2 separate regions of the Mus musculus genome follow, and region 1 is linked to region 2. The links are chromatin loops, found by intact Hi-C in ENCODE. Cell type or tissue: gastrocnemius. All regions are shown on one strand. Each heading gives the region's core, and the rest is flanking DNA. Links, peaks and the distances in the headings are about the cores only. Region 1 has its middle 21 kb from the start of Thoc7. Region 2 overlaps Atxn7 (ataxin 7).

Evidence for each region. Hi-C counts contacts between places; a loop is a spot of excess contacts. Peaks named below come from ENCODE experiments on the same cell type or tissue, not always from the same donor. Only the 100,000 strongest peaks of a DNase experiment are listed, where the experiment ranks them.
Region 1: a loop joins it to region 2, with 2.7 times the contacts of the local background. A loop is called at or near these places in 5 of 42 quality-filtered maps.

What each region holds. Positions count from the first base shown.
Region 1 is chr14:13,979,604-13,984,985 of GRCm38, forward strand. It overlaps a transcript of Atxn7 not described here. Among named protein-coding and RNA genes, the nearest start is that of Thoc7, 21 kb to the left of the region's middle. In gastrocnemius, for the core only: a CTCF peak has its summit at 2,778; no DNase peak of the experiment used is centred there; H3K27ac peaks cover 569 bases.
Region 2 is chr14:14,095,972-14,101,353 of GRCm38, forward strand. Atxn7 (ataxin 7) reads left to right here. Exons shown (of 12, transcript NM_139227.4): 10 at 223-344; 11 at 3,964-4,930. Among named protein-coding and RNA genes, the nearest start is that of Psmd6, 22 kb to the right of the region's middle. In gastrocnemius, for the core only: no CTCF peak of the experiment used is centred there; a DNase peak (open chromatin) is centred at 2,812; H3K27ac peaks cover 393 bases.

The DNA of each region.
Region 1 (5,382 bases), core at 224-5,223, 120 kb before region 2:
ACTGTGATTAACCCTCCCCACTCCTTCCTTTTTCCTGTTCTCACCCTCATCCCTGCCTAAACCTTTAACTCCCAACATTTCCACTACGTTCATATCACATCACCCTTCGAGACCTCCGCTTCTTATGGGTCCTTTCTGGCTTCTGAAACTCTACAGATAGTCCAAATTGAACACAGAAATCTATATATCTAAACCATGAGAAATGTATAAATTCAAATATGAGAAAGAATGTGCTGAACAAATTTTTCTTGTAAAAGAATACCAAGAGTTTCAAATGATTTATGCAAATAATGTACTCTTGAGGAGGGAGAATATAACTAATTACCTGTCCCTTAACTGTTAGCTGTACATAGTGATTTCCTTCAGAGGAGTTTTATATGGAAATGGAGAAAACAGTTTTGATATTATCCTAAGCAGTGATTTCTTAAACTATGGCTTCAAATGTGCCCTGAAATAAAATAAAAAACAGCTGAGTGTGGTGGCACACACCTTTACTCCCAGCACTTGGGAGGCTAAAGCAGGCAGATCTCTGTGAGTTTGAGGCCAGCCTGGTCTACAGAGCAAGTTCCCAGACAGCCAAGACTGTATAGAGAAATATTGTCTCCAGAAACCGAAACCAACCAAATAAACAAAAGTACTACCATACTCTATTGTAATCTTACTCTGGGTATATAGCCAAAGGAACAACAACAAAAAGTATGTCCTGTACGAGAATATGGGGTATGTGTACAACAGAATAGTTATCTACCTTTAAAGGAACTCCTTCCTGTTCCCATAGTACAGGCACAGAAAGACAAATATTATCTAACTTCATTTCATGTTGAATATAAGGAAACTGAACATAAAGAACCAGCACCGTGGTCGTTGTCAGGCTCTGAGAGTTGGGGGAGGGAATAGGACAACAAGCATGCCAAGAGTTCTGACAGCTTTCAACTCTGATGAACACGATACATTCAGAGGGTCTGTGCTTGTAAGGTCCAGTGACTGCAATTAGTAACATGTATGTGAAAGTCACTAGGGAGGATCTTCAGTGTTCTCATCACACAAAACATGATGAACAGGGAGGTGGTGGTATGTTCCTTCGTTCCATTTTAATCATAGCAAATGCACATGAATTGTACCATGATCACACAGTAAGTATATACAATTCTATTTGCTGCACAGACCTTAAAAAAATATATTTTCTGGAAGAAAATAAATAAAATAAAATACAACCTGTTGGTATTACTTCATTAGCTGTGACAAATGTACCATATTTATTTAATAACCTAGGGGAGTGGGCAGTGAGATGGCTCAGTAGTAAGTGCCTGAAGACCTGAGTTCAGTCTCTGACCAACATGATAGAAGGACATAACTCACTCTCTCAAATTGTTCTTTAACTTCCGGAGATGACCCTGATGCCAGCCCTCATTAAAGAAACAAACAACAAGATAAATATTAGAAATTTAGAAAAGAAGTTACAGGAGAAACTGGCTGTGGGGCTTTTGAGAACATGCTATACAGTCTTTGTTACGTGTTTGTTTGTAAATTAAGTATAAAGAAATGATTCTGTCCAGGATAAGAGTTGATAATTCAAGTTTAATTTCGCCGTGCTGAGAGCCTGAAGGAAGGGAAGTAGCATTCTGCGCTGATTCTCAGCTGATGCTCATGGAAAGCGGGGTGTTTCTTCCGTGGCAGTTGTCTTATAAAACTGTAGCACTGAGTTTGCAGAACCCAAGAAGCAGCACCCCAAATGTCCTCCCTGGAATTTCCTACTGGCATGACTTTTCCCTTGCTTCAGCCCAGCAGCAGTCCCTTGAGTGGCATTTGCTGTCCTAGTTAATCAGAGGATAAGAGAAATGAAGAACTCTCCTCTTCCCCCTCCCACGGAGTCTCAATGGGCACAGGAAATGTAGGTCACGTTGCATCACATAGAGAGGAGTGAACAGGAAGGTATTTAGGAAGTGCTGCTAGCCCTCTTTCCATTCACTCTTCAGAAATGGAGCTTGAGCTTAGTTATGATGAGACATAGGAACCAGGGGCTTGTATTCATGTTATCATCCTAGAGTGTTGTGCTTCCAATCTGGGATAAAAACATCTGAATCTTTCTACACTGAGTGTGTTTAAATGACATAAGCCAGCTACGGGAGGTCACTTTGTCTCTACATTTTTATTGTCACATTGTAGAAAATTTTTATTGACTTAATCAGGTTTGAATTATTGAAGCTGTCCTCATTTCCACACAAAAATCACTTGGTAATCATGTCCCTCTAATAATATATCTTGAAAATGACATGTAATCATAGGCTCAGTGGAACCTTGAGTAGCAGACAAAAACCACACTCTCATTCTTAACTCATAAAGCATGCTCTTCATGGCTCTCTGCTTTAAATGAAACATCTTATGTAATTTAAAATACAACAAAACCTTTAAACATTGTTTAAATTGTTTCTTACACAGTGTATGTATTGCTGACTCCTTTGTGAGACATCCACATTGGCTGACAAAATGTGCGTTGACATTGTCACCAACAGTAAATCTGAGAGCCAGAACAAGGCTAGTATTCTGTTTCTACTTCCTCATTATCTCTACATCTCTATCAAGATAATCAATCTACTTAGGTTCAGAAAGTCAGACAATAAAATGTTTTAAAAGGCTTGTGTGCTTCTATCTGTAGCACAGTATCAAAACCTGGAAACTTACAGTGGCAGGCAGCACTTGAACCGTGATTCTGTCACTTGAGTATTTTCAAGTAGTCACTTTTCCAGACCAGATGCACAACCACCTTAACCCTGCAGATGTCGCCTTGTGCTGTCCCTTAGGCTGGCCTGTACTCAGTACCTCCCAGCTCCTACCTTCCAGCCACCTAGTTTCCAACCTTATAATTTTGTCATTTTCATACTGTTGAATAACATTTAAAATTGGCTTTTCCTTCAATATTTAAGAATCTCATTTTTAAAAAACCATTTATGATTAAAATTTAAAAGAGATTTCTTAAAATTGTTTCCCAGCATTTGATTTTTTTCTAGCTCAAGTACTGCAAACTCTGCAGTGCCATATTTGACCAGAATGTAAAGTCAAATATACCAGCACATTGCCAATTATAGCATAAACTTTTGTCTTGCTGTTTAAGATGACACCCTTTATAAAGTTAAGGGGAAAGGTACTCTAGGAAAAGTTTGCCCTGCTAACAAGCAGGTACTATGATTGAAGATTGAACAGGAATTAGAAATCCAAAAGGATATTTAATTATGTGTGTAATACAGAGGTAAAGTATGACCGTATTTATGTTCTCTTTCATCTTGGAAAATCTCCAAAGGAGAGGGTTTTTATTTTGTTTTTGTTTTTTGTTTTTGTATAATGATACTTAAATGAATGGCAATAAAATAGTTACATTAATTGTTTATTGTATAGTGGAACTTGTGTCATGGAATTGCTCTGTATAATTAGTGTGAAAGGTCACTATGAAATCAGGCTGGTAAAATTCTTTGAATGTGTTTGTGAATAAGACATGGAATGCTATGGGTAGGTGAAGTCTGTGTTCAGATGGCCTCAGAAGGAACAAATCTTTCTCAGACGTCTATCTGTTGTCTTACAAAATATAGGGAGTATTCTGGGATCTGTAGAGGAGGGCACATTAATGTTTGGTTACAAATAAGACCATATGGCCAAATGAACCTGAGAGCTGTACAAGTAGATAGATGGTAGGTCACTAGTGCCAGCCTGTGTCTGCAGCTCCTTAGTTCAGTGAAGGAGATCCATCTTGACCAGAATTCATGATCCAAAAGGCAGTCAGCAAAGATTCTTAGGAGTGGGAAAGCACTGGCTTCTAACATTTCAGATAGTTTACTTCAAAGGTCGGACAGCACCCTTTGTAATGAAGCCACTCTGTGAGCCCCGCTGTTTTTTGCAGGCAGAATGATGCCAGAACTTGAGGGATTATTGGGATAGGGAAGGGAAACAAGGGGAAGGACCATCAACCATATATCAGTCACTGTGTGAAATGTGTATGTACATTCATTCATATGATTATCTGGAAAATCACATTAGTGACATTCACTGATTGACAGACCCAAAGTAAACAGCACACATAACTTTTATTTTTATAGTAAAGAAGCCAATTTTCTGGTCTGATTTATGTAGAAGATCTGTTGCTTCCTAAGTATGAGTATGTGATGTAGATGTGTATGTGTGTGTGAGTGTGTTTGTATGTATATACATACATGTATATGCAGACATACATATATTTGTGTATAGAGAGAAAATTTAAAGAATGTTATGTCTGTTAACTAATATATATATACTTATGAGGCATTAGTTCATATTTTATGCCTCAGCCAGGTAGCTGCAAAGAATATTGGGAATTTCATTCAATTCATGTGCTGAGGAAGAAGTATGGTTTCAGAGCCAAGCATGATAGCTCATTTCTCAGGAAGCGGAGACAGGCCTATCACACAGTGAGTTAAAGACCATCCTAGGCTATATTGTAATTTCCAGACCAGTTTTGGTTAAAGAGTGAGGCCCTGTCTTAAAACAAGAACCACCACCAAAAGTCAGCTTACCAAGCAACCAAAACATAAGGCTGGCTTCCCTAGAAGAGGCGGGATTTGCCCTTTGATTTTTTAGAGAAGATAAATCTGTCATTTGATGCCTGGACTGCTTTTAGAAATAAAATTTAAGGGGATGGTGAGGTGGCTTAGTGAAGAGTGCTTGCAGCTCTTGTAGAGGAGCAGAGCTTGGATCCCAGCACCCACAGGAAGGGACTAACAGCCTCTTTAAATTCTAGTTCCCGGGGATCCAGTGGAGGATCTCTTCTGGCCCCTGGGGACAGGTGCACACACATGCCCACATATACACAAATAACAAAAAAAAAAAAAAAACAAGTCCTTAAGAAAGACAGCTCTGTGATTAAGGCACTTGCAACTCTTGCAGAAGACTGGTTTCATTCACACACAAATGGTAGCACACAATTGCCAGTAGCATAAGTTCTAGGGGCTCCTCCGATGCTCTCTTCTGGCCTTCCTTTACACCAGGCACTCGCTGTTGAGCATATACATACAAGTAGACACACACACATAAAGAATAACATATTTGAAAAGGAAGCTTGGAAGAATTAAAACATTCACAAGCATTATTAGTTAATAGCACACATTTATCCCCTAGGCAGTGCCTTTACTGTAAGACTTTGATATTGACTGTGGACGAATCACTTATCTGATGTTGACCTTCATTTTCTGTGTGTGTTCTTTGTAGGGTAATTTAAAGCAAGATTACGCATGTATTCTCGTCAGAGTAAGCATTCAGTCAAGGTCGTTAGTAACCTTGGCTTTTGAGAGAGATGTCTGCCCAATCCTTATTTAACTTCTTTCCTAAACGGTCTTGGAAGAGTAGCAAAGAATGACC
Region 2 (5,382 bases), core at 289-5,288:
CGGGTGCAGAGACCTGGCTGTGGCTGTGCCTCACATTCTTTTTCTTCTTTTCCCCAAAACTGTCGCAGGCACTGCTCTTGCCATGATGTGTAGCTTCTGGCACTTGAGGCGTTTTGGCCCTGCCTTTTCTCTGGCATTTTGTTCCTTTCTTGAACATGAAAGAACCTGGACCTCTGTGCTGGCAGTAGAGGTGACACGAATATACTCTGTGTTCTCTTTCAGTTTTGCACATTTGGGAGCCGGCAGATTGGAAGAGGTTATTATGTGTTTGACTCCAGGTGGAACCGGCTTCGCTGTGCCCTCAACCTCATGGTAGAGAAGCATCTGAATGCACAGCTATGGAAGTAAGTCTTCTGTTGCGGGCATGGGCGGGAGCTGACCTGCCCCAGCAATGGATGTCCTTGACTGCCTCAAGGTGTGTTTTTAAGACTGTATGACATGCTTATCTACATGGGAAACGGCATTGGCTAAGTGTAGAAAGAAAGTAACTATTCTGTAATACACTCATTTACCCTTTCAGTAACTGCGTCTTGTTCTGGGTACAAGAGTTTAGTTGAAAGAACTCCATGTGTACCGACCTCATCGTATGTAGGGAAATAAAAATCTGAAAGAAGAAAGATACTGGAATAAAAAAACAGTTGTCACTGATACCTTCTGGGAGCTAGCTACATGCTAGAGACTACTATTCCCACAAGTCTTTGCTACTTGACTATAATTACCCTTTTCTCCTTGTTATTTTTTAGTCACACAACAGGTTAGCGGTGGAGCCACTAGGTTCTGTTTCCAGTGAGAGCTGAGGTGGACAGACAACAGGCTATTTGAGTCACAGAAAGCTTTTCTGAGCTGAATGGGTCTGGAAGAGCTGTCACTAGGGAGTAAGCAGTATTGACTTTCAGGAGGAGAAACCAGTGTGTACCTAGTCAGAAAAGATGATGACTGAGAGAGAAAAAGTAAGTATATGACAAAACCCAGAACACCAGGAGGTCCTGGCACTCTGGGTGCAGTAGCAGTAACTTGGGTAACATTTTAAGGAGAAGAGTTGGGAGCTTGGAGCAACTTCCCACCTTGGAGGTTTTGGGTTTTGGTATCCTGGAATGGAATGCAGGGTCTTGGGCAGAATAGCTAAGTATTTATCGCTTAGCTGTATCACCCCACCTTTGAAACATCTTGTATAGTACTGTGTATCCCAGTGTTTACTAAATAGATTGTAAGAAATAGAAGGGGATCCTTGGCCACAAAACTTGAATTCATCATTTCCAGTAAGCTCATTTTTATACAACACTTCTCAAACACATTTTGCAACTGTCAAAGCAGGAGATATTTTTGTATACGGAAGATCATTTCTAAAGCTCTTTCGCCCAGGAATGTCTTTTAAAAGAATATTTTGGGAAAGCTTGTGTTCAGTGAGATATTTGATTGCAGGGGACTCTCAAGTCTTTCCCTGTACATCCAAGAACCACCGCTGCCCAGTACCTCTAGAGTGGGCATAGTGAGGCCGTTTGCTTTCATGGTTTGGCTTCCTGATAGTCAGGTACAGATGGTTGGTGCCTTACTGTCTGGTGAAGAAGTTTTATTTCCACGACTGTTGACAGGACCTGGGTCTGTGCACTTGGCAGGTAGGACTCAGGGCAGCAGCATGGGTCTGCTTCCTTCCTTCTGCTTCCCCTGGATGTAGAGACAGCGCTCCTTCTTGCACTGGGACCCTTCCCTGCTCTGATGAGCTCCACAGTCAGTGGAGGAGCGGAAGTGGTTTTGGTTCCTAGTGGCTGTGTGCACAAATGCCGTGAACTTCTGGAAAAGCAGGCTTCCAAGGTTGATTGGGCTGCCTGCTTTGGCATGCTCTGTCAAGGATGACCACCTCCTTATCCACCCCCTGCTCAGTAGCATGAACTCTCTGCCTTATGTGTTTAAGCCACCGTCTTGTCATGAGGCCACAAGTGACCTTGATTTTATGCTTTCCCAGTATCTACCTCTTGGGTGCTGGCATTGCAGGCGCACCATGGCTGGTTTTATGTGGTGCTGTGGGTCAAAACCCAGCCTTATGTATGCTCTGCCCAACTGAGTTACATACATCTCTAGCTCCATGGCCTGTTTTGAGAAATCATCGCAGCAATGGGGAAGATGTGTGTTTCAGTGATGAGCAGATACAACAGTCTTGAGGCAGGCAGATAGGCATATGGATTGGGACACAGCTCTCCCAGGCAGGAGCTCTGTAAGTTGATTTCTAGGCAGCTTGTCCCCACAGACCTTCATATACTGGGTGAGCTTAGCACCTTTCACCCAAACAGGAACTGCCCTATTTAAAGCAGCATTCTTGTCCCGTTACCCTTTAGTTGCTTATTCCAGTAAACGGGTGTCAGTAGAGACAGAAGGTGAACCTAAAACACATCCCCTGTAGCTCCTGGGTACTCTGCGCAATTGTGGAGTTTGACCAATGCTTTTTCTGGAGCATTGCCGTGACTCAAAAGCCATCTCAAGCTCCTGTGACTTCTGTGCACCCTAGCCCTGTATTGGTCTGGGAATGGCCTGGGGTGTCACCGAAAGGTATTTTTACAGTTCAGAATGTCAGTTCCCCTGTCTCCACATAGAGTACTCTGTTATTTTCTTGAATATATTTACTTAGCTTTTTAGAGCCTTTAAAAAGAGAAAGCAGTTATATTGTTTCAAGACGTTCAGATGCTGCCTGTGGAGGAAGAATTTCCCCCCAGGATTTCAGAAGGCCTGGTTTTTAAATCTCAGCCTCACGAGCCACCCAGTGGCTATCGTCAGTTACTGCATCCAGTAAGCAACCTACTCTTGAGTCCCACGATCCACCTAGTGGCCGTAGCCGGAACTGCATTCAGTTAGCAACCTACTCTTGAGAGCTAGCCTGGGTACCTTGTGGAGATACTGATTCTAGGAATTCACATTGTTACAAACCTCTCAAGCAATACTTGTGTGTCTCACAAGGATAGAGCCAGGCTTCTTATCGTGGGATCCACATTGCAGTCTGTTAGAGAGATCTGAAAATTGACTAAGGTCTGTGTACTCTCTTGAAATTTCCTGTATCATAAGGATCATTACTTGGCTCCTGAGATGGCATCGTCAAGCTTTCGAGTGGTTGGGATCATGGCTTGCACCTCTGTCCAGCTGTTACCACCTGAGCTTTAATGCTACTATCAGGCTTTCTAGGTTTTCTTGTTCTTTTAGGCTGTCACATTTTTTAAATTTTTTTTTTTTTTAAACTCAGAGTTAAAATAAAAGGGAGAGCTCCTGTGTTTGACTCTCCAGATAGGTTTCTCATCCCCTACTGAGTACTTTGCCCAGGCGTTATGAACAAAATACTTTGTTATAACACTCAAACAAGTCTGCTTTGGATTTGTCTCCTGTGCAGTGTCCTGGCCGGTAGTCACAATCTGCCTGTTGATGAAGTAACTCGTTCTTGCTTGAATCCTTACAGTGTTTGGATACTAGATTCTAGGCCGTATGGGTAAATGGTACATAAGACGTCTGTTACAACATCTGAAAAGGAGTAGATGATTTACAGTCACATATTAAAAGTCATTTCCAGGTCTACAAAGTCTATCACCAGGGGCCTTAGACAGATGCAAGCAAGGCATGGTGTTCAGTGCAGACTTCTTCACGTGATGAGTTGAGAGTTCTTTCATTGTGGCTTGTGCTTGAGGCTTAAGAAAGAGTGCTTGCTAAGTGTCAGCAGTGGAGGTCTGAAGCTAGGGTTGTAGCGTGTGAACTCTACATAGACAGAGTATGCTTCCACGTTCCCCAGGAAGCATAAAGAACTGGAAGGAGCAATCCATCAGGACTGAGTCTGTGTTTTTAGATTGATTGATCTTGGTGAGAATATGTTTCTCAATACCAAATATAAAGGGGTGCCCATCCAAAACCATTCATGGCAGCTGTGATTATGGGAAGTATGTGTGACCAGCTTTGGTAATTCTCACCCATCATATCTCCTTTTTACAGGAAAATCCCACCAGTGCCCTGTACCACATCACCTGTTTCTGCCCGTGTTCCTCACCGGACAAATTCTGTGCCGACATCACAAGGTGGGATCAGCTACTTAGCAGCAACCACTGTCTCCGCGCCTCCAGTCCTGCTGTCGTCCACCTGCATCTCCCCAAATAGCAAATCGGTACCAGCTCATGGAACGACGCTAAATGCACAGCCTGCTGGTTCTGGGGCGATGGACCCTGTGTGCAGTGTGCAGTCCAGACAAGTGTCGGCTTCATCCTCACCCCCCTCCACGCCCTCGGGCCTCTCTTCCGTCCCCTCTTCCCCTCTGTCCAGAAAACCTCAGAAATGGAAACCTAGCAAGTCTATAAGGCCCAAGGAATCTTCTGCTCTCAGCACTAACTGTCACAATGCCAGTAGCAGTACCAGTGGTGGCTCAGGAAAGAAACGCAAAAACAGTTCCCCACTGTTAGTTCCTTCTTCCTCCTCTTCGTCATCCTCCTCCTCCTCCTCTTCTCATTCCGTGAACTCTTTTAGGAAAAACTGTGTGGCTCACTCTGGGACTCCATACCTGTCAACAGCACCATCTTCCCACAGCATCGGCCTCAACTGTGTGACAAATAAAACACACTCGGTGAGCCTCCGGCATGAGCAGGCAGGGCGGGGTCCCGCTGGTGTGAGCTCTGCAGAGCCCATCAAGAGGATGAGTGTAATGGTGAACAGCAGCGACTCCACTCTCTCTCTCGGCCCATTCATCCACCAGGCTAGTGAACTGCCTGTCAACCCACACTCACACACTCCTCTAGACAAACTCATAGGGAAGAAAAGAAAGTGCTCTCCAGGCTCTAGCACTGTTGGCAACAGTGGCAGCAAACCCACAAAGGTTGCCAAGTTGCCAGCTATGAACAACGTCCACATGAAACACACAGGCAACATCTCAGGGGCACAAGGATTGACGAACAATTCCCTCCTCCATCAGGTAGGAAGTGGACTCTGATCTGGACGTGTTTGTTGCCTCTTTCTTGGGGACTTTGGCCAGTTCTGAAAATTCTGGTTGGGTTGGTTGGTTTGCCTATAATGGATGCCCAGCTTTCGTGGTAATCTTTAACAGAGGAGAGCCCATGTCCGTGTGAAGGGGAATCTCCTCCGAATGTCCAATGCCTTGCAACAGTGTTCCTGAGTAAGCGTCAAGCAGGAAAGGTTATGCAGAGAGGCAATATCCTGATGCTGTTAGAGATGGAGGCAGAGAGCATTGTCTGTCTGCACAGACATTCCAGGCTGAAGTCAAACTGACGTAGTAAGCAACAATGACTTAAGACAACAAAACAAACAAACAAACCAACAAACCAACCTTAGGATGCGTCTCCTCTTGAGCAGTTCCAGGCATTCTGGTTAACTCGCACCCCTTTCTATTTTCAAGAGAGTTAGGGG